Regions from separate parts of the Homo sapiens genome. Here region 1 is linked to region 2. A link is an interaction called in ENCODE POLR2A ChIA-PET data of the cell type or tissue named here. Cell type or tissue: K562. All regions are shown on one strand.

Evidence for each region. ChIA-PET counts read pairs that join two places held together with the same protein. Peaks named below come from ENCODE experiments on the same cell type or tissue, not always from the same donor. Only the 100,000 strongest peaks of a DNase experiment are listed, where the experiment ranks them.
Region 1: POLR2A ChIA-PET joins it to region 2 with 10 read pairs; 2 of 35 experiments call an interaction of 5 or more read pairs at or near these places.

The regions. Positions count from the first base shown.
Region 1 is chr17:82,461,154-82,463,653 of GRCh38, forward strand. The region is part of intron 2 of NARF (nuclear prelamin A recognition factor); the gene reads left to right. Among named protein-coding and RNA genes, the nearest start is that of NARF, 3.7 kb to the left of the region's middle. In K562, no CTCF peak of the experiment used is centred here; a DNase peak (open chromatin) is centred at 948; H3K4me3 peaks cover 671 bases.
Region 2 is chr17:82,659,746-82,662,245 of GRCh38, forward strand. It overlaps RAB40B (RAB40B, member RAS oncogene family), which reads right to left. Exons shown (of 6, transcript NM_006822.3): 3 at 1,242-1,302. Among named protein-coding and RNA genes, the nearest start is that of MIR4525, 7.3 kb to the right of the region's middle. In K562, no CTCF peak of the experiment used is centred here; no DNase peak of the experiment used is centred here; H3K27me3 peaks cover 1,038 bases.

The DNA.
Region 1 (2,500 bases), 200 kb before region 2:
GCTCAAGTGATCCTCCTGCCTCAGCCTCCCAAAGTGCTGGGATTACAGGCGTGAGCCACTGCACCTGGCCTCTCTTCTAATTCAGTTCTTGTTTTTAAATTCTCCTTAGCTAGTAGCTATGGTCTCTGTTTATTGGATACATAACCTGAGCCTGGCTCTCAAGAATGTGATTTTACAGCCAGGCATGGTGGCTCACACCTGTAATCCCAACACTTTGGGAGGCCGAGGTGGGTGGATTACCTGAGGTCAGGAGTTCAAGATCAGCCTGACCAACATAGATAAACCCCATCTCTACTAAAAATACAAAATTAGCTGGGCGTGGTGGTGCATGCCTGTAATCCCAGCTACTCAGGAGCCTGAGGCAGGAGAATTGCTTGAACCCGGGAGGCGGAGGTTGAGGTGAGCCGAGATCACGCCACTGCACTCCAGCTGGGGCGACAGAGTGAGACTCCGTCTCAAAAAAAAGAATGTCATTTTACATGCAGTCTCATTTCACGCCCAGAAGGAACATTACATGTAAGCCTGGCCATTATCCCTGTTTTACTGAGTGAAGGGTGTTGGGAGAGGTTAAGGTCAGTCTACCCTTAGAAAGTACTAGTACCAGTTTATAAATGGAGAGTTGGCAATATGGCAGAAGCATATTTTTTCCTTAAGTTTAGTAGTCCTGACATGTTTAATCTGACAGGTGTTCTCCCGGTTGCCCTGTGTGCCAGTGCTGTGGGGACTGTGGGGCTTAGGGAGCAACAGGGCCTGAGACAAGCAGCCAAAGAGCTGGCCACAGGCAGAAGAGAGGTAGGGTGCATTGGAGCCCTGGAGGCAGCTGGGGCCAGTGCGCCTGAGTGGCCGACCCCAGGGGCCTCCCTCACCTGCCCTCTGGTTGTGTCGTTGTAGACAGATATCTAAGCCCTGTGAGCCTCGTTTCCTTATCAGAGGCCTGGGGAGTAGGGTTACCTCCCTCCCAGGACTGTGGTGAGGATGAGATAACGTGTGTACACAGCCTAAGTGGGCGCCCTGCCAGGTCAGTGATGGACACAGGGTGAGAGGAGTTGGGTTGGGGTTAATGGAGTGGACCCTGAAGAGTGGTCAGAATTCAGGGTGGGAGTGTAGGGAAGGGCACTGGCACACCAGGCAAGAGGAGGGTGTGGACAGACGTGCTCTAGGGAGAGACAGTGGCTCCCCTTGGCCAGGTCAATGACAGTGCAGAGCTGTGGAGACCGTGAGGGGGTGACTCAGGTGTTTGTTTTAGGGCAGGTGATGGAGGTAACCGACTTAAGCTGGCTAGAGTAGGGGAAGAATTGCAGGAAGCCACTTGGGTGGCAGCTTTGAGAGCCTAGGCAGAGGTGGTGGGCCTGGGCAAGTCTACCAGAGTGATAGAGACAGAACAGAGGACGTAGTGCAGGGAAGGGAGTGCAGTTTTAGCTCCACAGACACTGGGCCTTCTACGGTGTGTGAGTCTGGGGTTTGGTGAGAGCACTCCGCTGGAAGTGCAGGTGGCAGGGCTGCCCTGGGCTGAGTGAGGCCAGCAGGCCTGATAAAAGGGAACAGGACTTCTGTAGAATGCATCAGTGTGGAAGGCAGGAGGAATAAGAAGAAAGAATGTGAGGGGTGAGGAGGGAATCAGACCTGGACCATGAAAACTTATGGAAGGACTGGGTTATACACAGCATGTCTGGTGGCAAGGCAGGGAGGAGGCACTGCTGGGTGAGGGGGGCAGTTTGGTCATGGGCATCTCAGTGGGGATGGGCTGTGGAGGCACAATTCATGCAGCTATGGGCACCAGATGTTTGGAGTGGAGCTGTGGCTTTGACCCACTGGGAACTTGTTAGAAGCACAAACTCTTGAGCCCCATGCGGACCTCCTGAGTGCCCATCTGCAGCAGAACAAGATCCCAGGTTGAGTGGGCTGCACAGAGACATGGGGTCATGTGTAGGCAGGAGGCAGAGGTGACACCCGAGCTGCGGTTCGTAGCACGCTGTGGAAGGAGGAGGCACATCCATAGCCGTCTCCTGTCAAATCAAGTTTTAAAGAAAAACGAATGCATGGACTACCTGAGGAGCTTCTGTAATTTATTGACATTACTCCTGTAAGCTTCAGAGTATTCATATGTTCATCCACCAGTTATTTATTGAGCACTGTCTGTGTGCAGTACCTCTTGGAAGTGCTGAGGAACAAGAGAACAAGACAGTGTTCAAGCTCTCATGAGCTTACATTTTAGCGAGGAGGGACAGACTCCTGCTAGCAGTCAGCAACATAAGTACAGATGGGTGGGGAGGGAAGAGACGGGTGAGGGGGTGGTGCTGTTTTAGCAGGTGTTGGACATCGTCTCTGCTGAAGGCCACCCAGGGTGAGCCTGGGGCTCTTAGAGGTTGCTTCATGCAGAAGGATGGCGAGAGCAGCAAGGGCCAGTGGGGCTGGACGTGTGGAGACCAAGGGGGCTGTGATGGGACCCGGGCAGACAGGGGCCACTGGCTTTGCCCAGGCCCTCTGTGTGAGGGGCAGC
Region 2 (2,500 bases):
ACTTTCCTTATTTTAACACAAAGTACATAATTTTGATTTATCAACTGAATGTAGCAGTTTTATGATCATTTTCAGTGATATTTCATAAGCTCAGTGATAAACCCTCAAATGTCACGGTGATCTGGGGACTAGAACTCACACCCACGAGCCACTCCAGGAACACAGGATGCAGGGGCACCGCAGTAATCGCCACCTCTCGAGGAGTGTGGCCCACTCACCTGGATGGATTGCACGCATACACGTGCACATACACATGGAGCTCACGCACACACAGGCACTTGTGCACAGATGCACGCACACACAGTGCACGTACCTGCACACATGTTGCATACACACACGCAGGCACTCATGCACAGACACAGTGCACATACCTGCACACGTGTACACACGTGTACTCATGCACAGACGCACACAGTGCATACCTGCACACATGTTGCATACACATACACATAGGCACTCATGCACAGATGCACACACAGTGCACACACGCAGTTCATGTGTGCACATGCATGCACATAAACAGGCAAGCACACACGTACACATTACACACACAAGCAGGCACTCATGCACAGACTCATACACAGGGCACGTACCTGCACGCACGTGTACACACACACACGCACAGGCACTCATGCACAGATGCACGCATACACAGGGCATGTACCTTCACACACGTGTAAACACACGCACAGGCACTCATGCAGATGCACGCATACACAGTGCAAGTACCTGCACACGTGTACACATACACGCACATGCAGGCACTCATGCACAGATGCATACACAGTGCACATACCTACACACACGTGTACACACACACACGCACAGGCACTCATGCCCAGATGCACACATACACTGCACATACCTGCACACACGTGCACACACACACGCACAGGCACTCATGCAGACGTATGCACAGTGCACGTACCTGCACACACATGTACACACACACACACACACAGGCACTCATGCACAGATGCACGCATACACAGTGCACGTACCTGCACACACGTGTACATGCACACACAGTCCCGTAAATGCACGCTTACATCCGTAATACTGATGAAGTCTTTCAAACAACCAACCACTCTACAGCACGTTTTTAGACTCTCAGCACCAATTTATACGTAAGCTTAACCGCCTTGTCCTCCAATCATCCATTAAAGGATGGTAAGTTAAGCATTGTAAATGTTATTATTCAAAGTTGGTTTGATCTCCCAGCTCGGGGGATGCTGTGTTACCTGTGCGCCCCGGGAGTAGGAGCGGAATATGGTACAAAATCTTCCCTGGCCTGAAGTATCCCTGGAAAAGATGTTGGAGACCATTAAGAAGAAACCAGTGCTTCTTCCTGACAACAGGTTCTGGAACTTCAGAGCCACAGCAAGTGCACCACACACCCGCCAGTCAGCAGCCACCACGCCGCCAGCGTGAGACCCCAACAAAACTTTCCAATGTCCCTGAAGGGATCCGGGTGTTGGGATGTCCTCCCAGGCTCATGCTCTTCTCTGTCATTTAAAAAGTCAAACTAGAAAAAATAGTGACGGTTTTAACATAATTCTCAGATATTTAAATACATTCAATGTAGGCTTTAAAAAACTTGTTGAATCTGAAGATAAATCTATGCAGTAAGGAGTGTGGGTCTACACCAGGGGAGAGAGGCCGGTGGGATCCCTGCTCTTCCAGTTCAACTGTAAGAGCTCACATGGAGTCAGCCCTTCCAGTGTGCCCCTAAGAGGGGAGGGATACAGGGAACTGCCTGGCGTGAGCTGCAGGCAGGGCTTGAGTTCTCAGATGACGGCACACGCAGCAGGTACTGGGACCCACAAAGACCAGAACGGAGCTCCAAGAAACAAATGAAAGGCCGGGCTTGGCGGCTCACACCGATAATCCCAGCGCTTTGGGAGACCGAGGCAGGCGGATCACCCGAGGTCAGGAGTTGGAGACCAGCCTGGCCAACATAGTGAAACCCCGTCTCTACTAAAAATACAAAAATTAGCTGGACATGGTGGTGTGCTCCTGTAGTCCCAGCTACTCGGAAGGCTGAGGCAGGAGAATTGTTTGAGCCCGGCAGGCGGAGGTTGCAGTGAGCTGATATCGTGCCACTGCACTCCAGCCTGGGAGACAGAGTGAGACTCTGTCTCAGAAAAAAAAAAAAAAAAAAAAAGGAAGAAACAAATGAGGGTGGAAAGGGTGCTCCCCAGGGATCAGTTCCCAGAGGAGGCGGCCCTGGGACAGCCAGCGCTGTTTCCCGGAGTCTGCACATGCAACGAACACACCTACATCAATGGGAGATTCCCCAGTGGGCCAGGGGCTGGCCCCGCACACGAGACACAACCTCACGGATGAGCGGTGGGACGCGGCATGGTTTTGCTGTTTGTGTCACATGCACCTGTGGTCGGTGACCACCCTCAGCACGAGAGAGAAGGGCCTGGGGCTCCAGAGGGGACCAGCGACACTGGCCATTGCCAAAGCCTAGGAGTGAGTGCCTCATTTCCTGAGA